Regions from separate parts of the Homo sapiens genome. Here all the other regions are linked to region 1. Evidence: chromatin loops called from intact Hi-C (ENCODE). Cell type or tissue: prostate gland. All regions are shown on one strand. Each heading gives the region's core, and the rest is flanking DNA. Links, peaks and the distances in the headings are about the cores only.

Evidence for each region. Peaks named below come from ENCODE experiments on the same cell type or tissue, not always from the same donor. Only the 100,000 strongest peaks of a DNase experiment are listed, where the experiment ranks them.
Region 2: it touches region 1 in a loop (6-fold over the local background); 6 of 110 quality-filtered maps call a loop at or near these places.
Region 3: a loop joins it to region 1, with 2.6 times the contacts of the local background. A loop is called at or near these places in 4 of 110 quality-filtered maps.
Region 4: a loop joins it to region 1, with 7 times the contacts of the local background. A loop is called at or near these places in 3 of 110 quality-filtered maps.

The regions. Positions count from the first base shown.
Region 1 is chr20:44,015,122-44,022,759 of GRCh38, reverse strand. All of the region lies in intron 3 of TOX2 (TOX high mobility group box family member 2), which reads right to left. Among named protein-coding and RNA genes, the nearest start is that of TOX2, 100 kb to the right of the region's middle. In prostate gland, for the core only: no CTCF peak of the experiment used is centred there; a DNase peak (open chromatin) is centred at 4,419; H3K27ac peaks cover 2,004 bases.
Region 2 is chr20:43,841,133-43,848,770 of GRCh38, reverse strand. No RefSeq gene overlaps it. Among named protein-coding and RNA genes, the nearest start is that of LINC01728, 50 kb to the left of the region's middle. In prostate gland, for the core only: a CTCF peak has its summit at 3,819 (motif pointing left); no DNase peak of the experiment used is centred there.
Region 3 is chr20:44,077,184-44,084,821 of GRCh38, reverse strand. No RefSeq gene overlaps it. Among named protein-coding and RNA genes, the nearest start is that of JPH2, 110 kb to the left of the region's middle. In prostate gland, for the core only: a CTCF peak has its summit at 3,880 (motif pointing right); DNase peaks (open chromatin) are centred at 1,321 and 3,881.
Region 4 is chr20:44,186,776-44,194,413 of GRCh38, reverse strand. JPH2 (junctophilin 2) reads left to right here and starts at 7,226. Exons shown (of 6, transcript NM_020433.5): 1 at 7,226-7,638. In prostate gland, for the core only: a CTCF peak has its summit at 4,001 (motif pointing right); DNase peaks (open chromatin) are centred at 4,013, 6,189 and 6,791; H3K4me3 peaks cover 163 bases; H3K27ac peaks cover 1,678 bases.

The DNA of each region.
Region 1 (7,638 bases), core at 1,555-6,554:
GGGCACAGAGGTAAGTATAGGGGAGATGCCAGGGCTGAGGGGCTCACAGTGTGACAGACAGAACCGAGAGAAGAACCAGGCATGGAACATGCCACAGGGCAGGGATACACTCACAGGCTCACAGTGACTGTGGCCACAATAAGGCATGGAACTGCAAAAATGAGTAAACTGTTTGTGCCAGGTACCCCTGTGAGACCATGTGGGTATCCACTGTCAGTTCACCAATGCTTGGGAAGGTGGACTTCCTGGGGGAACCAGAAAGGATACAGAGCCCTCTATGTGGTTGGCAGGGAAGAAAAAGAGACAGCTCACACGTAAAGTGCTTAGAGACAAATAATAGCATTGCCATGGCTCCCATGCTGAGTACTTTATAATCATGACAGCATCTGATTTTCAAAGCAACCCACAAGGTAAGAATGAATAATACATCTATTTTACACACACAAAAAAAAACACTAAAGTTCAGAGGGCCTGGGTAACTTCCTCAACACGCATGTAGCTGGAGAAACTCAAAATCCAGTTCTCTCCAAGTCCAAGGCCAGTGACATTAATTCTGGCAATGTGCTGACCCCCCTCTCAGCAGGGCCATGGGCACAGAGAAGACAAGGAGAGTCCCGGTTAAGGGGCTGTTCCCGAAGGACAGTTTTGTCTCCAGCGTCATCGGCCGGCCATTGCTCACTTGTGCTGTGGACGCATGTGTGGGTGACGGGCCTTCCGCCACGTGCTAAGGGCAAAGTGAGCCTGCTCCCTACCACATCTGGAATTCATTTTGCAGTGGGTTATGGGAAGGTACAGTTCTGGTTTAGTGTGATCAAAGTCAGTTAGGCTGGGTGTGGTGGCTCACACCTATAATCCCAACACTTTGGGAGGCCAAAGTGGGAGGATCACTTGAGGCCAGGAGTACAAGACAAGCCTGGGCAACACAGGGAAACCCCATCTCTTAAAAAAAAAAAAAAATCAAAAATTAGCCAGACATGGTGGTGTGTGTCTGTGATCCCAGCTACTCAGGAGGCTGAGGCAGGAGGATTGCTTGAATCAGGAAGGTAGAGGCTGCAGGGAGCCATGATTGCACCGCTGCACTCCAGCCTGGGCAACAGAGCAAGACTCTTTCTCAAAAAAAAGTCGACCTAGTGGAAGCATGCAGGGCACAGCCAATGTACTGGCTAGAGTTAATCTGCTTCTCAGAGGAGGGATACAGAAGCAGAAGGTAAGAAGGTGTCAAGTTCACAAGGCAGACAAAAAGGGAGTGGTTGGGGGTCTTGTGTGCACAGGGACAGGGGCCTCAGGTCTGGGGCTCCCAAAGGAGAAGAGGAGTCCTGTGGGATGGGGTAGCGACCATCTCAGGCTGATCCTTCAGTCTTAGAATCTCGGCTTACGGCCCCATAATTTGCTGTTACCCTGTGCTTCTGACGAAGGTCCAGTTCTCCCGGGCCAGTTGCTACCAGTGCTGCAAATGTCTGAGTCTGTCTACCTGCTCACACTCTGTCCTCCTATGATCTCAAAGAATGGGCTTTGCTGATCCATCCCTTCCCCGGCATATGCACACCCCTCTCCCCCATAAGCAGTGGGAGGAATTTTGCGTTCTGGTCACAAGACGTCCCTGATACCTCCCCTGTCCTAGGCCCCCTTTCTTTTCCCTGTTGCATTTTGTTCCTGGTTCTTCTTAGGCCCTTGGTGCACAATTGCCCATGAAGCACCCCAGGATGAGGCGTCGTGCGATTCAGGAAAACCTAGAGTCTTTCTGATCACAGGCTGGGACTGTCATCATGCCAGAGGGTCCGCTTCAAGGCCTGTCCCAATGGGAGGTGCACAGGGTAGGAAAGAACCAGGAACCACAGGCAGAGGTGTCGGTCCTCGAGTTCCTCTGGGGGGAAAAAGTCTGCAACCATCCTCAGTGTGATGAAATCCTCAAGGCAAACAGAAACACAAGTGCATCCTATGTGTCCTAAAACAACTGAGAATTCAGGGCTCAACTGAGGATGACCACAGCCTAGTGTTCTGGGCTGGCATTAGAAGCCCCTGGAGGCGTGGTTAGGCATGGGCTGCTGGGCCCAGCCGAGTCTCCCAGTCACCAGGTCTAGGGAGGGGCCTGAGAATCTGCATCTCTAACAGGTCCCCAGGCAATGCTGCTGCTGCTGGCCTTAGGATCACGTTTCCAGAAGCAGCTCAGCAGTAGTCTGTCTTGCTGGATCCCCTGCTGGGAGTGTGGCTGCCAAAGGCACACACCTGCCCCTTTCTCGAGAACTGCCCTTGGCCAAGAGGGGCCATCTTTTTATTTTTATTTTTATTTTTAATTTTACTTTAAGTTCCGGGTTATATGTGCAGAACGTGCAGGTTTGTTACATAGGTATACATGTGCCATGGTGGTTTGCTGCACCTATCAACCTGTCATCTAGGTTTTGAGCCCCGCATGCATTAGGTATTTGTCCTAATGCTCTCCCTCCCTTGGGGGGCCGTCTTACGTAGGAAGTTATGCAGGAGCTCCACCTACTTCTGGCCTGTGACCCATGACTGATTCACAGTTCACACTGGGGAACAAATGCCAGCAACTCCGTGGCCTAATCCACGCTGCAGTGCTGCCTGTGGGACCAGGCAGACCTCCCTCTAGCGCGGCTCCAGATAGCATCTCTAATGTCTCATTTACTCTTCACAACAACCCTGGGAGGAAACTGTGGCACAGAGAGGTTAAACAGCTTGGCTGAGGTCGCACAGCTGGTTACATGTGCAGCTGATGCTGCCTGACCTTGGAGCCCTACCTCCTAATCCCGGGGCTCTCCTGAGCCGGCTGTGATCCACACCCTCCAGAGACTTGAATCTCTTGAGGAGCTCATTCATGAAATGCTTTAGAAGCCCCCTCTCCCTTGATCCTTTCCACAACTCCCTGGGGTGATTTAGGTTTTGTCCATTCAACAGGTGAAGAAAGTGAGGCCGGAAGGAAAGTGACTTGTCTCCCACAATCTCTTAGTGGTGGCAGAGACAGGAAGTTAAACCCAGGCTTCCTGACTCGCGGTCTTGTTATCAGTTTCCGGGATGACAGGAAGAACTAACCATGCTTAGTTAGTTAGTTAGAGATTCCTCAGGGCTCCAGCATCCCAGTCCCACAGCTCTGCCCAACACACACACCCTATGACAGGTTCTGACTACTCACCTGATATTCCTTCCCTTTTTCCTTGCTACCAGGAGTTTGGAGACAGAGCCATTAAACCAACACTTTTGCCCTCCTAACCCTGTCTCAGCTGAGAGCTTTGACCAACACCCACACTCGATAGGGAGACAGGGGCAAGGGTCCCACCTTTGCCCACCATCCCAGCTCAGAGGCCTGGGCCAAGGATAGGGTGAGGGATGTTTTTGTGTTGAGGACATAAAGCACTTGGGGTCAAAAGAATCAGGGTCCCATCCTGTCTTCACCACTTCCTAGCTGTGTGTCTTTGGACAAGCCACCTTCCCTTTAGGTCTTGGGAACACATCTGTAAATGAGCAGAATTCTATCTCCCTTAAAGTCAACAGGAGGGTTAGAAGATATGAAGCAGACTGCTGTGTAAGACAGAAGATGCTATAGGGTCCCCATGTAACTTAGTCTCCAAAAATGATGTTTGAGGTGTTTACAGAGGCATTTATTTTTCATTCATTCATTCATTCATTCATTTTTCAGTCAGTCAGTCAGTCAGTCAGTCAGTCAACAAACCTTTTTCAGACACCTGCTACATGCCACACATGAAGCAAAGCATCAGAAATATTCATTGGCACGTTTGATTCCCACACTCTGTGGAGTAGACAGCATCAGCTCCATCTTACTTGAGGCTCTGAGAGAGACAGTAATTCACCCAAGGTCACCCACTGGGGTAGAACAGGCACCCAGGACCCCAGACTCCCAGTTAAGTGCTACTGCTTGGGCAAGCAGCTGCCACCACCATAGCCCGGGCCCCAGCCCAACACAGCTGCTGAGCTTAAATCTCTGATGGGGCGCGCTTGTCCTGGAAACGCTCCCAGCCTCCAGTCTTCCATAGTCCCCCGACACTCTCTCCTGGAGCTTTAATATTTAGATGAGCTGTATTTGTCTTGCTGCCTTTTATAAAGGCTCCGAGTTCTAAATGGACAAAGCCACAAGATGAGAGAAAGAGAGCTCATGAGACTGACTTTTTATTATCCAGGCAGAGCAGGGGGAAAATGACTCCAATAAATCTCAAGTTTTATGTGCTCCAGACATTCTGCGGAGCCAAAGATGGCTTCTCAGCAATGCCGACGGTACATTAAAAGCTCATTTTCCCAAACATGGTCCTGAATATGCACTCGGAGGAAAGAGCCATTACACCCAGTAATATCGAGGCTGCAGCTGACGAATGTCGCTGCGATTTTCCCTTAATTCTCCCTCATGACTCAGGAGCAGCTCTCAGAGTTCATACCCTGTTAGGCTTGGCATGCTGCCTGGAGTGGAAGTTAAACACCTGGCCCTTGCACTCAGCCTCGAGTGCTCTGATTAGGAGCCCAGCAGGGGATGGAAAGGGTGGGTACCAGAGGGCAGCTGAGCAACCATAAAACATCACAAATTGTTTTATGAATTTCAGCGGAAGGGGTGGTGATCAGGTCTGAACAGGGAGGTCCATGCACATATGAAATTTCTTCCTCTCAGGCTTTCCCACTGTCCTCTGGCCCCCAAGGCTACCCCCTCCAGGAAGCCTTCGGTGCCGGGACAGTCCCCTGAGCTCAGCACTTCTTCCATTTCTTGTTCCAAGCTGCAAGTGCCTCACACTTCATGTTGAGATTATTTATGAATATGAATAGCTCAACTCAGAGCTGGGCAGATAAAGTGGGTCTCCATCTTGTCCCGCTCACTGCCTTGCTCATTCACTCATTCATTTTGGAAGGCTACATGGGCTAGATATGGAGAGCCCAGGCTGGGGAGTCGGGCTGCCTGGGTTCAATTCCTGGCACCATCATTTTGATAACTGTGTAGCCAAGTCATTTACCCCTCTGTGCCTCTGTTTTCTCATCTGTAAAATGGCAACAATAACAGTACCTCCTTCTCAGGGTCAAGGATTAAGTGAGATTATAAATAGAAAGGGTTTAAGTAGGTGCCAGTTCCATAGTAACTGCTAAATAAATGTTACATGACAGTTATAAATAATTCACCCATTCCTTTAGGAAAAGTTCACTGAGAGGATACAAGGTCAAATAAGGTGTGGTTCTTGACCTCCAAAGGCCAAGGTGAAGCATCTGGCCCCATGGGCATGAGCAGTGCTGCAAGGGGCTGGCCATCGTGATGTTCTTGGGGATGCTCCACATGTCACTGAGCTGCCCACGTCAGCTCTCGCCTGGCACAGAGGTGGTGAAGCCGAAATAACAGCCCCAGGGAAAGCCGGGTTGACACCAAGCTGAAATCACGGCCACTGTTCCCTGCCCGCCACTCCTAGACGGTGAGCACCCCAGAGCATCTTTCAATCGTCCACAGCTTAGGTCCCTACTCAGCGGACAACAAAGATTCACCCCATACTCATACTCAGCCAGGCGGGTGCAGGAAGAACTGGGCTTAGAGTCAGAGGCCCAGGTTCAAGTCCCAGCTCTATCCTTTTTCTGGCTATGTGACCCTGGACAAGTAATTCCCTTCTCCCATTCATTCAGTAATTAATAAACAGACATTGAAGGTCACCTGCTAACCAGGCCCTTTGCTAGATTCTGGGGCCAGAGAAAGACACAAGGCCCAGGCCCAGCCTTCAGGCCATCCCAGGCTGGTGGCCCCTGGTAAATGCACAACCACATATTGCCATGAATTCAGACTGATCCCACCTTAATTTACATTTCTGATATGTTGTTCATCATGGTTTTCTGTGTTAATCTTGCCTTTTCAAAATATTTCGTTAAAACACTATTTTTATCTTGATGACTTTTTGGACACACCTTTAAATTTTATGGTTGAGGCACGCATCTCACATGCCTCACCCTCGTTCCAGCCCAGAGCATCCAGGCAGCCTCTGTGAGAAGATAACTTCTGAACTGGGTCCTCATACAGGAATAGGAGTTCACTGGGTGGACAAGGTGGAACAGCCTTCTCAGCAGAGCGAACAGCAGGCGGAGGCTCTCAACCAGGGGTGATTTTGCTCCCAGGGGATGTTTGGCAAGGTCTAGAGACATTTTTCGTTTTTATTTTGACTAGGGTAGTGCTACTAGAGGCCAGGAATAGTGAGTAGAGGCCAGGAATGCTGCTAGACATCCTACAAGGCACAGGACACCCCCAATAACAGAGAATCATCCCACCCAAAATGTCAGTGGTGCCGAGGTTGGGAACCCCTGCGCTAAAGAACACAGGTGGGAAACACCATGGTTTAAGATGCTACTTCAGGCCAGGCATAGTGGCTCACGTCTGTAATCCTGGCACTTTGGGAGGCTGAGGCAGGCAGATTGCATGAGCTCAGGAGTTCGAGACCAGCTTGGGCAACATGGTGAAATCCTGTCTCTACTAAAAATAAAAAAGATGCTACCTCAGCCTGATCCCTTGGCCTCTCTAAGCCTCAGTTTCTGCATCTGAAAAATAGGCACCCTAATGGTTCCTACCTTAAAGGGTGCTGGGAGAAGGGAACGGCACCAAGGCTCTGCAGAGCAGGTGCTCAGTGAATATCTGTGCCCCATCCTCTCCCAGTGTGAACGCATCCCAAACTGCAGAGCAAACGGTTCTCAAAAGAGACAGTGTCCCTGGTTCCAAAGAAAACTGGGACATGGAAAAGAACATGTTTTGTTCCTTTCCGACCTTTCTTGTAGGGAAAACCATGAATCTTATCTCGTCAACAAACGTGATCCTGTTCACAGAAAACCAGCCTGCGTGTTAGCTTATCACTGGCCTGAGTTTTAACAGGGAGTGAATTTTTATGACCGAGTTGTAAACCTTTGCAAAAACCATTTTTAAACTAAAGAACGCCGACAGATTCTTAACTACTGTAGCTGCTAAATTAAGCATGAGGGATGGGATGGGGGGTTTACGAAAGAAAAGTAAAAGTGCCCTAAAAGAGTTAGTGGAGGTAAAATAATGTTCATTAAAAACAGAAAAACAAACACATACAAAAAAATCTTTTGTGTTCAACTTCACACTCGTACATCATAATGTTCCAGTAAAAGGCCATTTCCCCCTGAGATAATAAAAGAATTGAATTTTTCCTTATCGGTCATCTATTTTTCTAGCCGAAGCTATTACTCCCGCTCTGGGGTTGCTAGGCAACAAGAAATATTAATAGCAGCTTTTATTAGCTTAGCTTTTGCAGCCGAGTACCAGAATGAGAAAATGGGAAACATAAATGTGTTACATAAATCTTTCAACCTTTCAGAGCCGGTGTTAGTCTCTGTTTCCATAATGATTTATTGAAGTGATGGTTCATTTATGAGAAAAAGGAGTTCAGGGTAAGAAAACGGAGCGGTCCCCTGCAGGAGTGTTTGAAAATAAATAATTATAGCAGGAGAGCAAAAGCTGTTTAAAGCCATTTTTCTGAGTTTTATAAAATGTAAAAAGACATATTTCTTTTGCTTAATGCCTCTGAAAAACAGGGGCCAGGAGTTTCATCTGGACTCTGGTAAATACAAAGGAAGCCCAGGGCCTCTAGTTACCACTGTTTAGGACCCTCAGAGACCCATTTGGGAGATCAGTGCTCCCCC
Region 2 (7,638 bases), core at 1,004-6,003, 170 kb after region 1:
GTGGTGTGTGCCTGTAATCCCAGCTACTCAGGAGGCTGAGACAGGAGAATTGCTTGAACCTGGGACATGGAGGTTGCAGTGAGCTGAGATTGCACCATTGCCCTCCAGCCTGGGCAACAGAGCAAGACTCTGTCTTAAAAAACAGAAAAGAAAAGAAAAAATGCTGGCAATACTGCACCAGCCTCCCCTCCTGGGACCCTGCTCCCAGCATGAGTAGAGGCTGCTCCTTCAGCCAGGACATCATCTCTAGTGCCCAGGCCCTAGCATGCCCCATCATTGCACAGTACCCCAGGCCTGGCATCCACAAAGTCTCAGAACCGTGTACCGGCCAGATCTACTTGTCTCCTGGGTCCTCTGTAGCCATTTCTTTTTGTAACCCTTAATCTAAGTCCACCCACCCATTTTCCAGGTGCCATAGCTGTGGCCTGAGAGGTGGGGAGCCAGGATTGCCAAGCTAAGTTAGTGGCACCCCCAGAATCACCCCGACTCCAGGCCCCTTCTGCTTATTGGCCAGGCTGTTCTCCCTGGAGGACCCCATCCTGCCTCCCTTACATTCCACAGGAGTCCTCGGAGAAGGGACACAGCTAAAGGTCCTGTGATCTTGGACACTCGTTGCACTGCCCTGAGCCTTACTTTCTTCATCTGTAAAATGGGTATGATTTTGCCAGGTCTGGGACAAAGTGCAAAATGTAAGGAGGTGCTCACTAGCCTGACCCTGGATGTTCCCTCTTGCCCAGGAATATAAGAAGGCCCACAAGAAAAGAAGAATAGGAAAGAAGTCCACATAGGGGTGGGAGGGAGTGACATCCACTCCGCTGCACTGTCTTTGATACATCTCACCCCCAGCATCCTTTCTGCAAAGCAGAACTCACGCCAGGCACGGTGCCTCATGCCTCTAATCCCAGCACTTTGGGAGGCTGAGGTGGGTAGATCGCTCAAGCCCAGGAGTTTGAGACCAGCCTGGGCAACATAGTGAGATCCTGTCTCTTAAAAAAAAAAAAAGGCAGGCCGGGCGCGGTGGCTCATGCCTGTAATCCCAGCACTGTGGGAGGCCAAGGCAGGTGGATCACAAGGTCAGGAGATCGAGACCATCCTGGCTAACACGGTGAAACCCTGTCTCTACTAAAAAAAAAATGCAAAAAATTAGCCAGGCTTGGTGGTGGGCGCCTGCAGTCCCAGCTACACAGGAGGCTGAGGCAGGAGAATGGCGTGAACCTGGGAGGCGGAGCTTGCAGTGAGCCGAGATTGTGCCACTGCACTCCAGCCTGGGCAACAGAGCGAGACTCTGCCTCAAAAAAAAAAAAAAAGGCAGAACACGCCCCCATTCCTCTTAAGCTCCCTTGTGCCTCCCTACTCATCCACTTCCCTGCCTGGACTGACAACCACGTGCATCTGGATCCATTCACCCGCACGGAGGACGAGTGTGACTTGCTACCATAATAGCAAAAAATAACTCGGCAGCAGCATCAATTACAATCTTAAATGTCCTTGCCCTTTGATCTAGCAATCCTACTACTTGTGTAGGAATCTACCTACACAAAGTAAATGTTTAGTGTGTAAAGATATTGATAATAGCCCCAGCCTCCAAACGTGCAAGGAGAAGATCGGAACTGCATGGGGATCCATCCCTGGGAGGGAAGCTGGATACAGTGTGACCTGGCCATCCTGTTGAATTCTATGAAGCCCTCACTCACAATGGGGTGGACCTGTACATTTCCACATGGAGAGTGCTCTAAGATAAGCTGGTGAGTGAAGGAAGCAAGACGCAGGCCGATACTCAAGTGTGATGCCATGACCTGCTAAAACTAAAGTAGCATGTGTAGGTTGCAAGAGAGGACTATTAACACGCCCATCCCCAGCTCCCCGCTCTCATCTCTCACAGAAAGGGCTGCTTTCCCCACCACGACCTCCCTGGAGAGCCCACACCTGCTCGTGGGCTTCTTAGAGGCTGGGAATGGGTTGTGGGGGACTCCCAGGTGAGAGAGCTGGTCTGCAGAAAGCAGCTGCTGCTCTGTGACAGGGCGTGCGTCCCTCCCCACAGCGTTGTTTGTGTGTATATATGTGTATGTTTATATAGACAGATCATGGTGAGACTAAGATCAGACACACCAGGAAAGGCGCACAGTAAACTGGTCTCCATAGTTACTCTGGGGTGGGATGAGGTGGCCCTAAAGTGATGGGAGAAATGACACAGATCTTTCAATAATGACATGGAAAGATGTCCACAGATGACTGGGACTGGGGAGGGAGAACAGTTGCGAGATAATAGGATTCGTGGACTACCACTTTCAAAATGACATAGCTTTGTGTCTCCTTATATAGACACACCATGCTACACATCAAGCTTTTCCTGCTAGTTACTTCCTGGAAATGGGATCAGGAAACGGTGAGGGGCCACTCTGTTTACCTGCCCCTAGACCCCATGGAAAGGGTTGGTGGGAAAATCACAGCATGAAGCATAGCGCAGGGCTCAGCACTTAAGGCGTCCTCATCTACAGAGAATGTAAGAGTTTGGCGGAACTAGCTGAATGGGTCTTTTGTTGAATAAATATTGTGGCTCACAGGTAGGCCATGCCAATAATCAAATCCCCGAAAAAGTTTTATGCAATAAAAATACATTAGCATTATACCTAGACTTGACTCATTTTTACAATGGATGATTCAGAAGTTTCTATATTTTTAAGAAACACTTAACTCTCTTGGCCTCAGAGATATCATGTGCTCCTGGCTTTCTTTTCTCCTATATCACTGACCTCTCCTTCTGAGTCTCTTTTTTTTTTTTTTTTTTTTTTGAGACAGAGTCTCACTCTGTCACCCAGGCTGGAGTGCAGTGGCATGATCTCAACTCACTGCAACCTCCGCCTCCTGGGCTCAAGCAATCCTCCCACCTCAGCTTCCTGAGTAGCTGGGACCACAGGCATGTGCCACCACACCTGGTTAGTTTTTTGTTTTGTTTTGTTTTGTTTTGTTTTTTGTCTCTTTTGCTCATTCATTCATACACCCACTCATTCATTCGGCGTATATCTATTGAGTTCTTATTACATGTCAGACATATTCCTTGGTGGTGGAGATACAAGTGTAAACAAAACAGACTACATTCCCTGCCCCTGTGGAATTTAATTCTAATTGGAGGCACAAGACAACAAACAAATTAGTTAAATACATATATAGTGAGTGATAAGCACCACGGAGAAAAACAAGGTAGGGGAAGAGAATCAGGAATGTGGGGCTGAAAAGGGAGTTGCACTTTTAAAATGGTCATCAGAAAAGCTCTTTGGGTAAAGACCTAAATTCGATGAGGAAACAAACCATGCCTATTTCTGGGATAGGGAAGGGTGTTCCAGGCAGAGGGAACAGCAAGTACAATGGCTCAGAAGCTTAAGAGAACATGTAGCAAAGGAAAATTGCATGGAGGTTATGGAGCATAAGTGGTGGGAGCCAGTGGTGAGAAATGAGTGTGGAGACTGTTAGGGCTTTATCAGGAAAAGCACTGGGCTTCAGGCTAATGAATGTGGGCTCCATGCAGAGGGTATTAGGAATCGAAGTTACCCCATCAGGTTCTGTGTGGGGAGGGCAGGTGCTGGGGCAGCCTGGAGCAGGAGCCTGGTGATGAGGCTGTGACAATTGTTGGATGAGGGACAGAGGATGACTAAGGAGGGTGGGAAGTAGGGGACCTGATGCCAGAAGGGGCGTGTTTGTTTCCTGTAGCTGCTATGACACATTACCATAAACATGATGGCTTAAAGCCACAGAAATTTATTCTCTCGCAGCTCTGGAGGCCAGAAGTCTGAAGTCATTATCACTAGGCTGAAATTAAAGAGTCAAGGGCACTGTGCTCCCTCTGGAGGCTCCAGGCCAGAATCCATTCCTTGCCTCCTCCAGCTTCTGGTGGCTGTGCCACTTTTTAACTTATAGCAGCATGACTCCAATTTCTACCTCGGTGTCACATTGCCATCTGTCTGTCTGTGTCAAATCTCCCTCTGCCTCTCTCTTATAAGGATTGTATGTAGGGCCCATAAATTAGCAGATAATTTTCCTATCTCAAAATCCTTATCACAGCCACAAAGACCATTTTGCCACATAAGCTAATATCAATATTTAGGGGCTGCAGGGATTAGTGCCTGGCACCTCATGGGGGCTGCTATTCAGCCTGCCACATGGATAAAAGGTATAGATTGCTCAGACACAGGATCTCCTGCCAGGCCTCACCCACATGGCCCCTGATGACCTCCACATCGCTAAGTCTCCTGGGCGATGCTCAGTCCTCATCTTACCTGACCCGGCACAGCTCAGCTCTCCTAGTTCTCCTCCAACCCTGCAACTACTCCTTCTCATTGCCTCTGTTCATCCCTCCTCTTCTCCCCAAGGCCCTGGGGGCCAGCCCTTGGTGACCATATCTACCCACATGCCAGCCACTCTAGCCTAGACCTCTGTCCCCATCTGGAAGCCCATAAACCTGACTCTCTCAACAGCTCCACTGGGATGTCTAGGAGGGCTTTCCACATCACAGCTCCAAAGCGGGACTCCTGATCTTTCCCCAAACCTGCCCCACCTGCAGACTCCCCCTTCTCAATTGTCAACCTGTCCAACCCATCAGGAGGCCTTGGCAGCTCGGTCTTCACAACACACTCAAATCTGACCCCTTCTCCCCGGTCCCAGCCACCCTCTCCTCTCTTACCTGAATTTGGCTGCAGCCACCTCACTGGCCTCCCTGCCTCCCCTCTCCAAGTGAGCCTTTTTGAAGGTAAATCAGATGGCATCATTTCACCCAGGGTCAAAGCCAGGCCTTGCATTGTTCTACAAGGCCCCGCATGATCTGCCCGCTCCCTGTCTTCTCTCTGACCTCATCTCCTGCTAAGATCTCTCTCCTCTTCCTACTCCTTCCTCTTCACCCACACTCTGCTATTCCTTGAGCTTGCAAGCGCCATTTCTTCCTCAGGACCTTTGCACTGGCTGTTCCCCTTCTTTGGAATGCTCTTCCCTTCAATACCCCCATGACTCATTCTCTTGATCCTTTAAAATCTTGCTCAAGGGTCAGCTTCTCAATAAGGCACACTCCGACTACCCCAATAAATATTGCAACCTCCTCCAAGATTCCCAGTTCCTCACCCTGCTCCACATCCTCCAAGGCAGTCCCCGGGGCACATCATTTGCTTATTCATGTTTCCTCTTGAGTCAGCCCCTGAGAGATGGAACGTAGGAATGTTTGTTGATTTTGTCCACTGGTTCCTCCTTTGAACGTAGATCAGTGCCTGGCACATCACAGATGCTCAGTGTATGTTTGTTGCATGGATCACTGCGTATGAGGTTGAGGGAGCAGCAGGAGATCAGAATGGCTTTGGGAGTCTAATTCCATGTGGACAGTCTCCTGTCTCCATGAGGCGGACAGGGCAGGGGCAGGTCAGGGGAGCTCAGGTTTGAGTGTGGAGGGTATGAGGCACCCAGGACCTACAGAGATACCTCCCAGTGCAGCTGGCTCTCTGGAACAAGAGCTCAGAGAGACATCTGGCTGCACGAAAGAGCCTGGCCTAAATGAGCCTGGCTTTGACCCTGGGTGAAACTATAACAGAAAGTGCACCTTCTAGCCCTACCCCAGAGTCAAGCTCACCTGGGTGTGAATCCCAGCTCCTCCCATTACTGACTGTGAGACTCTGGGCAGGTTCCCTCCCCTGCTGCACTTCAGTTTCCTCATCTATAAAATGGGGACAGCCACTGTACAGCATCTCACACCGTGTTGTTGAAAGGGTTAAATGAGATGATACTCAAAGCATTGAGTATGTGGCATATGCCCTTGTCTGCTTTCCAAGGGCCAGGTGGCAGGGCAGGTAGCAAGTCCCCAGGAAGCTGGCCTGGGACTCTGATTCACCCGCAAGCCCTGGGCCCCTCAGACATTTGAGGCTCCATCTTCAACCCCTCTCTCGAAAGGTCCAATCCCCCAGCTCTGCCTCGTGCTGTAGGCATTGCCATAGTTAAAGCAGGCTCTCAGCCACATCTGAGCCTGAGTTAATTGGCCTCTGACCCATTTTTCTAGCGGACTCATTACCTCTTATTTAGCCTTGAAGACTCTGGTGGCTGATTGGCAGAGAAGCTTTCACAGCTGGGAAGAGATATGGGATCTGGGTCAGCTGCCCACTGTCCGTGAACTCTGGCCTCAGTAGCTAATGGCAGAACCAAGGCAGGCAGAATGAATTTCCTGACCCCAGGACCAGGCCCACCAGGGAGATAGAGTCACCATGTTCCCCTTGTCCCAGCCTTGCCTGGCTTCCACGTGGTTGCATTCCAGCCACCCCATGTGGGGGCTGTAAGAAAAGGGGGAGGACTCAAGTGTTCCCTCCCTGCAGGGAACCCTGATGCTTCCAAATGATGCACCCCCAGGAGAGAATGATAGACGAGTAGGCTTTGCAGGCCACCCCCAGCCTGATTAATGCATGGGCAGCACCTCTTCTGGAAGGCCAGGTATGGAGCTTTGCCGGGGCCACTCTGCAGACAGCAGGGGTAGATGGGGGCCTTGGATACCTTACACAGCAGGGTGTTGTGGGATAAAGCGGCCAGGCTGCATTCTTCAGGGCCAGTCACTGCCCCACTCAGGGCCTCAGTTTCCCCATCTGTTGAATGAGGGTTCTGAGTAGATAATCCCTAATTGTGCTATCCAGTGTCATAGCACAAGCTACATGTGGTGATTGTGCCCTTGAAATGTGACTCGTCTTGTAAGTGTAAAATACACATGGATTTTTAAGACCGCACAAAAAATCCCACCAAGAATATCAAAATAAGTTTGAATAAGTTTCAAACAAATTTTGTTTTGATTACATGTTGAAATGATATTTTAGACATATTGGGTTAAATGAAATGTCGTATTAAAATTAATTTCAGTGTTTCTTTGTACTTTTAATGTGTACTTTTACTTTGTACTTTTAATGTGTCTACAAGATACCTTAAAATGATATATATGGTTTGCATTGTATTTTCATTGATAGCAAGTGGGGCTCTAGAGACCTTCTGAGTTTGAATTTTTCAAGGGATGTGTGGAGGTGGGTACCATAAATGTGTGTGTAAGTGTGTGCATGTATGCGTGTGTTGAGGGAAGAAATTGGCAGGAGGAATGTGTGAGCACAAGTATGTACACGTATGTTTCATGCACGTAAATGTACCTATGTCAGGGCCAGGCACGGTGGCTCACGCCTGTAATCCCAGCACTTTGGGAGGCCGAGGCAGGCAGATCACTCGAGGTCACGAGTACAAGACCAGCCTGGCCAGCGTGGTGATACCCTGTCTTTACAAACAAACAAACAAACAAAAAAATAGCTGGAAGTGGTGGCACACACATGTAGTCCCAGCTACTCGGGAGGCTGAGGCAGGAGAATCCCTTGAACATGGGAAGCAGAGGTTGGAGTGAGCCAAGATTGCATCACTGCACTCCAGCCTGGGCCACAGGGTGGGACTCCATCTCAAAAAAAAAAAAAAAAAAAAAGTTTCTGTTAGGGCATGCTGCAGAAGGGAGGAGGTAGGAAGAGGAAACGTCTCTCGGACCCAGGCTTGCCCACGGCCCTTCATTCACATAAAGTGTCATCCTGTAAATCTCATAGAAACCTGTAGGTTAAGGGCCCTTGTCCCTATCGTATAGATGAGGAAACAAGA
Region 3 (7,638 bases), core at 971-5,970, 63 kb before region 1:
GGCATTTCATGGCTGGTGTTGGCATAATTCTAGTCTCCTCCTCTATCTTCACATGGCCTTCGTCCCTGTGTGTATCTGTTTGTCTTCCAACCTCCTTAGAAGGACATCTGATGTTGGATTTAGGGCTTAACCTAATCCAGTATGACCTCATCTTAACTAGTTAACATCTGTGAAGACTTTGTTCTCATCTCTGCAGATATAACTAGTTAAGATGAGGTCATATACAACCATACATTAGGTCGTATTTTGAGGTTCTGGGCAGATATGAATTTTGGGGGTAGACTGTTCAGCTTGCCACACCATGTTAAGAAGTCCAATTCAGCTGGTCATGGTGTAATCCCAGCACTTTGTGAGGCTGAGGTGGGTGAATCACTTGAACCCAGGAGTTCAAGACCAGCCTGGACAACATAGTGAGACCCATCCTTTACAAAAAAAAAAAAAAATAGAAAAATTAGCCAGACATGGTGGCGTGTGCCTGTAGTCCCAGCTACTCAGGAGGTTGAGGTGGGAGGATCACCTGAACCCAGGGAGGTCGAGGCTGCAGTGAGTCGTGATCATGCCACTGCATGCTAGCCTGGGTGACAAGGTGAGACCCTATCTCAAAAAAAAAAAAAAAAAAAAGCCTGATGCCCCTAAGACCACCATGTGATGAGGGAGCCCAAGCTAGCTCCATGGACAGGCCACATGGATGGAGAAAGAAGAGAGACGCCCAGTCAACCCCAGATGTTTCAGTCATCTCAGTTGAGCTCTGGATATGGAGAGAAGCCGTCTTTGATGCTCCAGCTCCAGTGTCCTGTCGCCCTAGCCAACCACGTGGAGCAGGAGAGCCATCTAGTCAACCCACAGGTTTGTGAGATAGAATGAATAATCATTTTGACCCGTAAGCTTGGGGATCCTTCATTACACAGCAATTGATAACTGACATGAGGCCAGGGCTGAGCTGCTATTGACAGTATTGTCCACACTCTCACAGGTGAGATAATTCCCTCTCCCAGATCTGAGGTGTACCATAGGGCTGTACAGCCTCACGCCTGAGCATGGAACTCTAGTCTGGCCTAGAGAGCTCCTGCCTTCTCCCTCCTACGTCCCTGGCCACCCGCAGCCTCAGGATAGCCCCGGTCACGTTCTCTTCACCTGGCACTGATGTGAGGGACCGAATGAGCATCTTGCTGAGGGTTTCTTTAGAGGGAGTTGGGATGCCTGGCCTGGCAGAAGTTCTTTTGCCTCAGAAGCCTGCAAGAGGAGCTGGGGCAGAAGGGAGACCGTGGGTCTGCAGTGCGCAGCACAGGCCCCAGAAGGCGGGCAGCCAGCCAGGTAACTTCTCAAATGTCATCCTTTGCTTCTGGTCAGCACCCAGCCTGTCCCCAGGAACAATTCTAGTCCCTGGAAGCCCAGCTCATGAGTCACATGGTATTTGTCTGGAAAGGAAGTCAGTTGGTAGGTAGTTCTGGCTCACCAGATGAGTAGTTAAAATTAATTGACCAGATCATACACCCACTTGGGGAAACAGTTTGACAGGTTTTATTTTGAAGTTAAACATATACCTACCCTGTGATCAAGCATTTAAACTCCCACGTATTTACCCAAAATAAATGAAAACATATGTGCAAAAAGACTTGTACAAGAATGTTCATAGCAGCTTTAGGCATAATTGTCAAAACCTAGAAACAACACACATGACTCTCAACAGGATAACAGAAAAACAAACTGTGCCCGATCGCTTAAAATGGAATCCTGTTCAGGGACAAAAAGGAAGAAATTAAAGACATGCAGGGAACAACATGGATGAACTTAAAAGCCATTAAGTGAAGGAAGCAGACACATAAATATGTACATACCCAGTACTTCCATTTGTATGAAATTCTAGAAGAGGCAAAACCTAGCTGTAGTGACAGAAATCAGAGCAGTGGCTGCCTAGAGCAGTGGGGGCAGGGGTTGGCTGGAAAGGGGTGTGAGAGATTTCTAGGGTGACAGGAATGTCCTGTAGCTTGACTGGGACATACACGTGTATCAAACTCATCAATCTGGCCAGGCGGGGTGGCGCACACCTGTAATCCCAGCACTTGAGAGGCTGAGGTGGGCCAATCGCCTGAGGTCAGGAGTTGAAGACCAGCCTAACCAACATGGTGAAACCCCATGTCTACTAAAAATACAAAAATTAGCCAGGTGTGGTGGTGCATGCCTGTAATCCCTGCTACTCGGGAGGCTGAGGCAGGAGAATCCCTTGACCCCAGGAGGTGGAGGTTGCAGTGAGCCAACATCACGCCACTACGTTCCAGCCTGGGCAACAGAGCAAGACGCAACCCTCCATCTCAAAAACAAGAAAACAAAACCACATCAACTGTACATCAATCTAAAATGTGGGCATTTTAGAGGCTGTAAATTATACCTCAATTTAAAATGAAAAAAAAAATTAAGATCTTTTAAAAGCAAACATTAGCCAGGTCCTAGCTTTCCCAAGCCAAATGTCTGTCCATCTGTCAGTTATGACCAGTCACACATTTGGCCAGTGACATTTGTCAGGGTGGGTCAGAGTGTCAGTTTGATAATTCATGCTCATGTGATCAATCTGACAGTAGGGTAATGGGCTGGATCTTGGTCAGCAGCAGCCTCTTGGATTTGGAGGTGGAAGGGATGGCTTCCCATTGGGTAAACATTGCACCATGGTGAAGGGTCAGGCATTGGTCTGCCTGGTTCCCACCCAGGCTCCCCCGCTGTCAAGCTCTGTGACCTTCGGCAACTCACTCACCCTTCTGAGCCTCAGTTTTCTCATCTGTGAAATGTGAACAATCATTGCATCTATCACATGGGGTTGGCGAGATGATGAAATGAGCCAATGGGTCTGCAGTGCCCAGCAGAGGCCCCAGCACACGTGCTCTGGCAGTGGGATCTGTTATTCCTGTTTTTATTTCTCCATCTGGCGGCAGGAAAGGATACAAGTGGAGGCACCTTTCCTGTGTTTCCAGGCAGATGCTGCCGCTGTTTGCTGGAAGAAGAGCTCAGGACCTGGGGAGGAGGGGCAGGGCTGAGGAGGCCTGGGTGCGGGGAGCTTCCCCAGAGGGCCGTGGGAGAGGGGACCCTGCAGTCTGAGGTCAGGCCTGGCCTCTGGTTCTCTACCTCCTGGGGACAACTCAGCCAGCTTGAAGGCAGGGTCTCCCATCACAGGCAGGCAGGAAGCCAGCTCTGTAGGCCAGCAATGGCAAGTGGGCAGAAGGCTGTGACTGGGGCAGGGGTCCCAAACGGAGGTAATGACAGCACAAAGTGTCCCCCAGTCCCCTCCTCCTGTCAGGGAGGGGAGCAGCTGATAAACTCATGCTCATGTGGGTATTTGGAACTAATACAGTCACCCTTCTGGGGGAACTTCCGGTTTAAAAGAGAAGTCTGGATAGAGCAATGCATAACTCAAAGGAATATTTTGCTCCAGTGAATTTCAGGTGATACAGCAGATCTATTTTTCTGGTCAGGGGCTCCGGTCCAGAGTAACCCCTTCTCATTGCCACCCAATAAAAGAAAAAATAAGTAACAACTGGGGACCCACCTGTTTCACCTTCTCACAAGAGAGAAGGATGTTGGCAGTGTGGTGCTGCGGTGTTCTGAGTTCTGACATCATGCCAGGATCATCCTAGGATCGTAGCACTTAGTATGCAGTAAAGCCCTTAAAAGTGATATCATATTGTCTTGTTAAGTTGTCAGAGCCACTCCGTGGGGTTGTAGGTGTAGGGCAGTTGAATATGGAGGCTAAGCATGGAGGTGAATGACCTGTGTCACCTACTCGCAGATGGCAGAACTGGAGTCAAACCCATTGTCTGACCGTAAATTAGCCCTCTTGGCTCCTAATCATTCTGTTAGGCCTGCTACACTGCTCTGCAGTTCCTAATTATGACCACCAGGAGGCACCACCACTCCACACGTGAGTACTCTCCGCACTGTTCCTGAGAAGTGAAGGCTTAGAATCACGTCACTACTTTCTTATTTACCACAGTAATATTAATAGCTACTATTAACTTAGCACTTGCTATGTGTCAGGACTGCACTAAGCACTACATGCTTTATTTCATATATTTCTCACACATCTCTAACATTTGGACCAGACTGTTTCACAGAAACAGTGAAATTCAAAATCAGGTCTGTGTCTTCAAAGCCTGTCCTCTTAACCATATATCCTCAGTGGAGATCACCAACTAGATGCTTGGAGGCTGCATTTGGTCAGCAAACTTGGTTTTGTTGGTTGGTTTGTGTTTGGTTGGTTTTTTTTTGTTTTGTTTTGTTTTTTGGCTGGGATGGTGTTCCAACACGCATTGAATTTAAATGCTTTTTGGCAGGGCAGTCCCTCTCCACTTAGCCCCAGTCCTCATCACTCTCTCTCATATGTCCGTCCCTCTGTCTCCTTCCTTTGCTTATGTTATCTGCCTGACCCTGACGTCACTGGAATTTGCAGCTTGTGGTTGTGAGTTCGTCGACTCCCTTTATACTAATAATATATTGTAGATGGGAGTCAAGGGATTCCAGGGCAGCTTGGAGGTTTAGGAAGGCACCCAGGAAATGTAACAAATGGTGTGGCCAAGAGTCACTGTGGAGATGCGGGAGGCAGTCCTGTCCTTCAGTGTCCTCCCAGGACCTATCAGTAAGTGTCCCTTGTGCTGTGTCAGCATAGCGTGCATGGCACCTGCAAAGACCTGTGGATTTCCTGGGCTGGACGGTGGTGAGCTGGAGGTGGAGCATGCCGCGTTTCGACTTTGCAATACCCTCCCAGAAGAGTGACCTGGCTACTGTGCACTCACACAGAATCCTTCCTGATTTGCGTCTGTTTCCTTTCACCTGGCCCATGAACCAGTGGTTAGATTTAACCAGCACCGTGGGGTTTCTAATCATTATTGAGCACCCCATCTACAGGGACTGAACTGTGTTCCCCCAAACTCACATGTTGAAGTTCGAACCCCCGGTGCCTCAGAATATGACTGTATTTGGAGACGGGGCCTTTAAAGAGGTGATTACGTTAAAAATGAGGCCATTAGGATGGGCCCTAATTCAACCTACCAGGTGTTCTCAAAGAAGACGAGACTCAGACATGCAGAGAGACCCCAGAGGTGGACAGGCGCAGAGGGATGGCCATGTGAGGACACAGAAGGTGGTCATCTAGAGAGGCCTCAGAAGAAACAAAGCCTGCTAGCACCTTGACCTTTGACTCCCAGTCTCCAGAACAGTGAGAAAATTAATTTCTGTTGTTTAAACCATTTCTGTTGTTATGGCAGCCCAGGCTGACTAATATGCTGTCCATCAAAGGTGGGCGGAGTTGAGGATGTAAGTGTGGTCAACAGCCGGCCTCGCAGGGCACTGTAGCTCATGCATGTGATCCCAGCACTTTGGGAGGCCGAGACGGGAGGATCGCTTGAGCTCAGGAGTTCAAGACCAGCCTGGCCAACATAGTGAGACCCTGTCTCTACAAAAATTAGCCAGGTGTGGTGATACGTGTCTGTAGTCTCCGCTACTCGGGAGGCTTAGGTGTGGAGATCGCTGGAGCCCAGGAGGTTGCAGCTGCAGTGAGCTGAGATGGCGTCACTGCACTCCAGCCTGGGTAACAGAGTAAGACCCTGTCTCAAAAAAAAAAAAATAAAAATAAAAAGCCAGCCTGACAGGGGAGGAGGAAGGAGCTTGGAGACCACCCTCCTACTCCCCACTCCCCTGTGGAAGACACGTGTGTGGAGGAATTAATGAATGTGCTTCGTTTGTTACACTCTTACTATTAGTGATGAAAACCACTTCTTCATAGATGAGAGCATAAAGAAGCCAAATTCTTGGTTTCTAAATTCAAAAAGATGGTCTAGGAGTAAGAGGAAGCTGGAAGGGGAGATGCAGTCTGGCTCTCTTCAGATTGGAAGGGTCCACCTACCACCCGCAAAGCCAGGGAAGACCCACCTAAATCCCTGTGAGATTTCAAGACATGGTGGATGAAGAGAAAATCTAAAAGTTACCAGAGAAGGGGGCAAAAAGTAAGCAGTATACAAAGAAATGGGAGGCAGAATAATATTCAACGCTCAACAGCAGCAAGGCTGGAAATGAGAAGTCAATGAAGCCGTGCCTTCAAAATTCAGAGAGAAAGTTATTTTCAGCCTAGATGTCTTTACCCAGCCAAACCACCAATCAAGTGTGAGGGTAAGATGAAAACATTTGCAGAACTGCACCTTTATTTCTCATCCATCCTTTCTTAGAAAGGGCCTGGAAGATGTGTTCCACCACAATGAAGAAGCAAGATAGGAAGGAGGAATGGATGGAATCCTGCAAAGAGAGGACCCATGATAGAGAAAAGCAAGGGGATTTGCTAAGTAATAAAAGGAAGCATCTGATGATGGCTGGAATCTGCCTGAGAAAGAGATCAAATTGGAGCACAAAGTGTCTGGCCATAATCAGAAGGGGTTTACAGCTCTGAGCTTTGGGGGAAAATGAGTGACAGGGAGGAAAATTAAGCACACGAAAAACAAAAATGAAAAATTATTCAAGGAAAAAAATATGTAGCTTGACCCATCAGCAAACATGAGTTACAGAATAGGAATAATGTAAGCCTGGAATATTGATTAACCACCATGATTATGTAGTTCACTGGGAGGACACAGGGGGAAGCAAGATGGAGGAGGAGCACTAAATCCTCTTTTTCCATGAAAAGAAGTGACTAAAAGGCATTTAAAAATCGGCTAGGCTCACGCCTGTAGTCCTAGCACTTTGGGAGGCCGAGGTGGGCGGATCACAAGGTCAGGAGATTGAGACCATCCTGGCTAAAGCTGTGAAACCCGTCTCTACTAAAAATACTAAAAATTAGCCAGCCGTGGTGGCGCATGCCTGTAGTCCCAGCTACTTGGGAGGCTGAGGCAGGAGAATTGCTTGAACCCGGGAGGCGGAGGTTGCAGTGAGCCAAGATTGCACCATTGCACTCCAGCCTGGGTGACAGAGTGAGACTCCATCTCAGAAAAAAGAAAAAAAATCTATAAATCAAGAAATAGCAGTGTGTGCATATTCAGTTGTTAAATAACAAAAAGAGTTGAGAATATTTATCCCTAGGTGGTGAGAATCAGAGATTGAAGGAGGGAAGAGCAGAGGACACCCTGACATCATTATAAGCTTCATGGTCTGGTTTGACTTTTGTTTTTTGTTTTTGTTTGAGACGGAGTTTTGCTCTGTCCCCCAGGCTGGAATGCAGTGGTGCAATCTCGGCTCACTGCAAGCTCCACCTCCCGGGTTCACGCTATTCTTCTGCCTCAGCCTCCCGAGTAGCTGAGACTATACAGGTACCTGCCACCACACCAGGTTAATTTTTTGTATTTTTTTTTTTTTAGTAGAGACGGGATTTCACCGCATTAGCCAGGATGGTCTCGATCTCCTGACCTCGTGATCTGCCCACCTTGGCCTCCCAAAGTGTTGGGATTACAGGCATGAGCCACCATGCCCGGCCTGGTTTGACTTTTTAAGGCAGGGATATGTGGTCAGTCTTCCATATCCGTGGGTTCTGCATGATGGATTCAACCTACCACAGATCAAACATATATTTTTTAAAAGTACAACAGTAAAAATTAATACAAATAAAGCCAAAACAGTATAACAACTATTTACATAGCAGTTATATTGGATTAGATGTTATCAGTAATC
Region 4 (7,638 bases), core at 1,897-6,896, 170 kb before region 1:
TCATATGAAGGTGTTAGGAGGGTGTAAGTATTGAAAAGCACAAAGTTCCAATGACCTAGTAACTCAAAATCCAACTTGCATGAAAGTTTAGGCATTCCAGATTTGTGGGAATAAGTTGTAAGTTATCTACATCTCAGCAAAATCTTCCTCAAAACATGAATCTTGAAGTTAAAAATTACTCTGCTCAGACCTAATTGGCCCAACTTTAACATTAGGGTCCCTCATTGGGATATTTGACGTTCTTTTGTGAATGTGATGTACCAAACTAATCTCCTTTCTCTGATACATCTAGGAAAATGGATTTGGTTTGTGGATTGAGGGATTAAGTCTCACTCTGATGTTCCAAAAAAGTAACATCCTGATTTCCACATGCCTTTATTTAACAAGTTTTCATTGAACGTTCATTCATTCATTCATTCATTCATTCATTCAATAAATATCAAGTGCTTACAACACACCAGGGACACTGTACTAGATTCTGGGAATGGAACAGTAAGCAGAACAATATCCTTGTCCTCAGTAGAGAGAGGTGATGAACATGTAAGTTGTATGGAGAGAAAAAGAATTAGGAGATAGGAAGGGGTGGGCCAGGGATAGGGTTGCTATTTGGGGTGGGCAGAGAAGATGCTGTGATAAGGTGACATTTGAGCAGAGACCTGAAGGAAGTAAGAGAGTGAGCCATGGGGGCATCTGAGGGAGGGGCATTCTTGGCAGAAGGAACCACAGGGATGTCAATGCAACTTGAGCAGGTGGGGTCAGAGAGAGATGAGTAGGGCCAGATCATGGAGGGCCTGGTAGGCTATTTTAAAGGTGTTGGCTCTTTGGCTCTTACTGTGAGAGATAGGGAGTCATTTGGGGAAGCAGAGGAGAGAGACATGACCAGACTTAACTTTTTTTTTTTTTTGAGACAGAGTCTTGCTCTGTCACCCAGGCTGGAGTGCAGTGGCACGATCTCAGCTCAGTGCAACCTCCACCTCCCGGGTTCAAGCAATTTTTGTGTCTCAGCCTCCCAGGTAGCTGGGATCACAGGTGTGCACCACCATGTCTGGCTAATTTTTTTGTATGTTTAGTAGGGACAGAGTTTTGCCACTTTGGCCAGTCTGGTCTCAAACTCCTGACCTCAGGCAGTCTGCCCACCTTGCCCTCCAAAAGTGCTGGGATTACAGGCATGAGCCACCATGCCCAGCCGAGACTTAACCTTTTGAAAGAGCACTGGCTACTATGTGCAGACTAAGGGAAGGCAAGGAGGACAGTTAGGAAGCTACTTCAGTGAGTCAGGCAATGGGTTTGGTGGCTTGGGCACTTGGCAGTGCAGGAGATAATATGTGTTCTGGAAGGTTTTTTTTGTTTTTGTTTTTGTTTTTGTTTTTTTTTTTAGACAGAGTCTCGCTCTGTTGCTCAGGCTGGAGTGCAGTGGCGCGATCTCAGCTCATTGCAGTCTCCACCTCCCTGTTCAAGCAATTCTCCTGCCTCAGCCTCCTGAGTAACTGGGACTACAGGTGCATGCCACCATGCCTGGCTAATTTTTGTATTTTTAGTAGAGATGGGGTTTCGCCATGTTGGCCAGGCTGGTCTCGAACTCCCGACCTCATGATCCACCTGCCTCTGCCTCCCAGAGTGTTGGGATTACAGGTGTGAGCCACCGTGCCCAGCCTGTTCTGGAATTATTTTAATCTAAATCCCTTCAGGGATTTGCCGATGGACTGGATTTAAGGTGTGAGAGAAAGACAGGAATTAAGGTTGACTCCAAAGGTTTTAATAAGTTTGGAGTCGGCTGGAGGGACAAATTTGCAAGTGGAAATTGAGAGTTTCATTTGTTCTTGTCAAATCTGAGATGCTCGTGAGATATTTAGAAATGTTGAGTAGGTGGCTGGATGTCTGACTGAAGATCAGGAGAGTGGTGCAACCTGGGGATGCAGACTTCGAAGTCATCGGTAGAGGGAGGTTATGCAAAGCCATGTGACTAGAGACCTCCTCAGAAATGAATGTAGATAAAGAAGCCAGAGAACGAAGGTTTGGGACATTCCCAAGGTACAGAACTCAGGGGGATGAGGAGGAACCAGTAAGGCAGGAGCAGAACCGAGAGAGATTCTAGAAGCCAGTTGAAAAAGGATTTCAGAAGGGGGTCATCAGCTGCTAGATGCTGGGAAGACCAGGAGCAGCCACTATGTGCAGGCACTGGGTAGACACAGGTGAGCTGCAATATCTACTGTACAGCAGGTGCTCAGGTTTTTTAATAATTTAAGTTCTGAGGTACATGTTCAGGGCATGCAGGTTTGTTACATAGGTAAGCACGTGCCGTGGTGGTTTGCTGCACCTGTCAGCCCATCACCTAGGTATTAAGCCTGTTAAGCCCCATATGCATTAGCGATTTATCCTGGTGCTCTCTCTCTTCCTGTTCCCCCACCCTACCCACAGGCCCCATTGTTCCCCTGTCTGTGTCCATGTGTTTCCATTGTTCCGCTCCCACTTATAAGTGAGAACGTGTTTGGTTTTCTGTTCCTGTGTTAGTTTGCTGAGAATAATGGCTTCCAGCTCCATCCGTGCCCCTGCAAAGGACATGATCTCATTCCTTTTTATGGCTGCGTAGTATTCCATGGTATATATGTACCACATTTTCTTTACCCAGTCTATCATTGATGGACATTTGGGTTGATTCACTGATCATTAGAGAAATGCAAATCAAAACCAGAATGAGAAACCACCTCATACCGGTCAAAATGGCAATTATTAAAAAGTCAAGAAACAAAAGATGCTGGTAAGGCTGTGGAGAAATAGGGATGCTTTTATACTTTTGGTGGGAATGTAAGTTACTTCAACCCTTGTGGAAGATATTATGGCGATTCCTCAAAGACCTAGAACCAGAAATACCATTTGACCCAGCAGTCGCATTACTGATTTATATTCCTTTGGGAATGGGTTTGGTGGCTTGGGCACTTGGCAGTGCCCAAGGAATATATATTTATATTCCTTTGGGAATATAAATCATTCTATTATAAAGATACATGCACACCTATGTTCACTGCAGCACTATCCACTGTTTTTTGGAAAGAAGAAAATCCTTGCTTTAAACAACTCATAGTTTGGGGGAGGAGACAGCATGTGGGAAGGGCACTAGCTCAGCCAGGACACCTGCCTGGAAAGGCTTCCTGGACGGTGAGGCTCGCTCTGCTGAGCCTTCCATGGCTAAGAAGAACTCCAGTGGATTTCTGGGTGCAGTCCTTCTCCTTGTTCCGGATTTCCAGTTCTCTCCCTTTGAGGTTCCCAGAGAAGCAGTCAAGCTTGAGAAGTTGAGCAGGAAATAGAGGGAGAAAGTGACCAGGGAACAGAACTAGGGAGTGGGAAGAGATCTGAGATGAAGAGAGGGAATAGGCTAGCTACCGTTAAAACCAGTTTATAATTATTTCAAGTTTATTTTATTTTTTATTTTTATTTATTTATTTTTGAGATGGAGTCTCACTCTCGCCCAGGCTGGAGTGCAGTGGCACAATCTCGGCTCACTGCAACCTCTGCCTCCTGGGTTCAAGTGATTCTCCTGCCTCAGCGCCCCCAGTAGCTGGGATTACAGGCAGGTGCCACCACACCCGTCTAATTTTTGTATTTTTAGTAGAGACAGGGTTTCGCCATGTTGGCCAGGCTGGTCTCGAACCCCTGACCTCAGATAGTCCGCCTACCTTGGCCTCTCAAAGTGCTAGGATTACAGGCGTGAGCCACCGTGCCCGGCCTATTTATTTTTAAATTATTATTTATTTATTTATTTATTTATTTTTTTGAGAGAGGATCTTGCTCCATCACTCAGGCTGGAGTGCAGTGGTGTGATCATGGCTCCCTGCAGCCTCGATCTCCCAGCCTTAAGCGATCCTCCTGCCTCAGCCTTCTGAGTAGCTGGGACCACAGGCATGCACCACCATGCCCGGCTAATATTTCAAGTTTAGTAAATTCCACTGGATTTGAAGAACTTGGTTTTTCTGAGGAAAGTCCGTTGTAATGCACATAACGCCACAAGAGGTCTCCCTTTCCCTGAAATGCACTGGTTTAAAAGGCGGGACAAATGGTAGCTTGTCAGAAAGCTCTGGGCAGGTAAGGCCAGTACCAAATTTGGCAAAGAATCTTACTTAAACTTTTACAAAGTCAAAGTATCCCTTTACCAGTAACTTCGTTTTGCAGTTTAAAACATGAGAATAAGGAGTGCTTCGATGTCAAGATATTTAATATTTAGGAGGGGTTCTCTCTTCCCTCTTTGAGGACTATTTTATTAAGCCTGAAAAGTAATTTAGTATGTAAGAGTAACTCTCATAAGAGCTAACACTGATTATATGTGTAATGTGTTCTGAGCCTTTTTACAGTATTAACTGTGTAATCCTCACCCAGTTAGATAAGGTAGATACTGTTATTCTTGATACCAATAATCCTCTGAGGTAGGGACTTTTACAGATGAATAATTTGCAGTTTAGAGAAATTAACAATTGGTCCAAGGTCACACAGCTTGTGAGGGGCAGGACTGGGATTTGAAGACATATCTAACTCCAAAACTACTGGATTCATGAATAAATGGATTCATGAATTTTTATGTTATTAAACAGTATCTTAATTTGAAATTTTACCTTGGTTTTGTTGTTGTTGTTGTTTTCTATCTATTTATTTATTTTTTGAAACAGGGTTGCCAGGCTGGAGTGCAGTGGCACAAATATGGCTCATTGCAGCCTCCAACTCCTTGACTCAGCGATCCTCCTTGCCTCAACTTCCCATGTAGCTGGGACCACAGATGTGTATCACCACACCTGGCTAATTAAAAAAAAAAATTTTTAATTGTAGAGGCGGGGTCTCACTGTGTTGTCCAGGCTGGTCTCAAACACCTGGGCTCAAGCAATCCTCCAGCCTTGGCCTCCCAAAGTGCTGGGATTACAGGTGTGAGCCACTATAACAAGCACTTACAGTGTTTTTAACCAGAGATGAAAATCAGATTCATCTGAGGAGCTTTTAAAAGAATTCGACTGCCCAAGTCTTCTCCCAGGACAATCTAATTCTGTAGGTCTCGGGTGGGGCTCTCGGATCTCTTTATGTTTTTAAGTCTGTAAGTGATTCTTATGTGTAGTAACCCTGGGTAGACAGCTACCCTAGGGAGCTGCTATGGATGAACAGTGGTTAAATTCCCATAGGTAGAACACCCTGCTAAGATGTAGCAATGGCTGCCTGGCATAAACATATGATTACGGTATTGAATCTGCAGCTCAAACTCCCCTAGCTTCCAGTTTGAGATGCTCTTCCCTTGACAGCAGAGCTAGAAAGAAGTTTGTGATTCTCCAAAGACCTAGTGAGAAGTGGCGAAAGCAGAACTCCCTGGGAGTAGCCCTGAGATGTTCTTAGAAGTGAATTGTGCAAGCAGGCTGTCAGTCAGCCTGGCCAGGGCTCACACCTAACCACCCAGAGGAAACAGTTTTTATCCACTACGTGCTCCCTGTCAGCTTGGCAAACAGACGGTGACAGTGAGCCCAAGAGGCTGGGTGCCTCTACCTGGTGGTGAAACGCAGATATAGAAGGGGCTCTTGAAGGTCAGCGGCTGTGACCAAGGATGGAACCAAGTCCTAAGAACAGGTAACCCACTGGAAGGAAAGCAGGGAACACTTTTTACCCACTCCCCAAACAGGAACAAGACTTCCGCAGTGACTTCACGTGGCCTAAGTTATCATGGGGTTTGGAAATATGTCAGATAAGTTCAAAGTCAGATAATTGTCTAATGTTCTCTAGTACCTTCTGTGCTTAGTTCTCTCTTTCTCTTCTGTCCCCATCTTCACACACACACTCACACACACACACTCACACATGGAAACACACACACTCTTACCACACACACATACAAACACACACACTCTTACCACACACACTCACACAAACACACACTTACCACACACACACAAACACACACACTCTTACCACACACACTCACATACACTCACACACACTCTCTCACACTCTCACAGACACACGTTCACACACACGCACAGACACACACACACACAGATCTTCCTAGTCTTGGTGGCTCTTACCTTTCCCAGAATTCCTCTATACTCCCATTAACCTTGGGCTTAGCTGGGATTTACAATCATTAGCTCTGGCCACAGCTTCTTGCCATGGAGATTTATTTGTTCTTTTTACTGGAGTTTGGTGGGAACCTGAGTGGCTGGGAATCCACCCAGGCCCTTCTCTCCTGGCCCTGCCCCAAGAGCTTTCTGAAGTCTGGCCTCACAGGCTCCTAGGACACTAGAGCAAAAGACAGCTCAGAAAGGGAAATTTTAAAAAATCATGACCCTTGAGAATTTCTGAGAGGACCTCATTACAACACAACCCTGTGTTGACAGGAAGGGGACTCCTTTGACCTTCAGGGTCTGCTGGGTCTGCGGCAGGGGGCAGGGAGGGCGCCGAGGCATCAAGGGGTGGGGAGAGGAAGCTAGCGGGACGCCCAGTCTGTGTCTCAGGCAGAGAGGAGGGCAGGCTCCTCTCCCTTCTCTTTGCCCTTCAGGAGAAAGAGAAAGGGAATAGATGGTTGCTTCTTGCACCAAGTTCTCCCCGGCTTCCAGGGGTGGAGGGAGCTCAGGGTGGTGAGTGAGCACTGGACTGAGATTCTGTGTATCTTCCAGACCCTGTTTCCACAGCCTCCCCTCTCTTTCTGACTTCCCTCCTCTGCTTTCGGAAGCACATGTGAAACTGTCTCCATTCCTTTCTCTTTAGGTCACTGGATTCCTTGATGGGGCTGGCAGTGGTGCTGTAACCCCAGGTCCCCTTAGGGCATGTGAGTGGTGATGGGGCTGAGATCTGCCAACCTCCTCGCTCTGGGGGATTTTCAGTGTTCCAGGACTGGGTGTTCTGCTGGTCTCCCTCTCCCCTCCCTTCCCCGATTCCCCGGTGCCCTCCCTGCGCGCAGACCCAGGGGACTCTGAGAATGGAAGGGAGCTCTCATTCCCGGGAGGAAAAGACACCAGGTTCCCTGGGCTGCCTGCACTCAGTTCTCAGCCTCCTTCCTCATGCCTCCAGCCACTGCCCGGGTCTGCGGCACGGGCGCGATTTGAAATACCCCTCCTTCCCGCTTTGAAGAAGGCTGGGCTGGCTGGGGGTTATTTTGGGAGCAGCTTCTGAGATCCAATGGCCTTGTTAGGGCAACACTGACCTTTCCGTCCCAGAAGGAGGGCAGGATTGGAGAAGGGGGCGGGGCAGCGGCGGGGAGACCGACAGCCCCGCACACCCACTGGGGTGGAGAAGGGGGCCAGCGGGCTGCGGGAATTCAGCCTCCGGCGGGGGCTGCCACCGAGGGGAATTTCCCCTCTTTGAAAAGGCTGGGGACCCCTCCACCCCACCCTTTCACTGGGCTTCTTAAAGAGATCACACCGTTTTCCCTTGGACTTCTTGGAAGGCAGACTTGGGACGCTTTGTGGGGACTTTGAACCTTTCCTTCCTGCTTTCTTTCCAGCAGGCAGCCTTGCTCTGGCTGGTGGAGTCGGGGCTCCCGGGCATGGCACTGACTAGCCGACCCGGTGCTGACTTGGCGCCGGGGCTCTTTCAGCCTCTGCTGGCATCCTGCTTCCCCCCTCCTGGGGTGCAGTGGTGAGTCTGGGGGCCTGCCCCCGAGGGCACTGGAGGAGT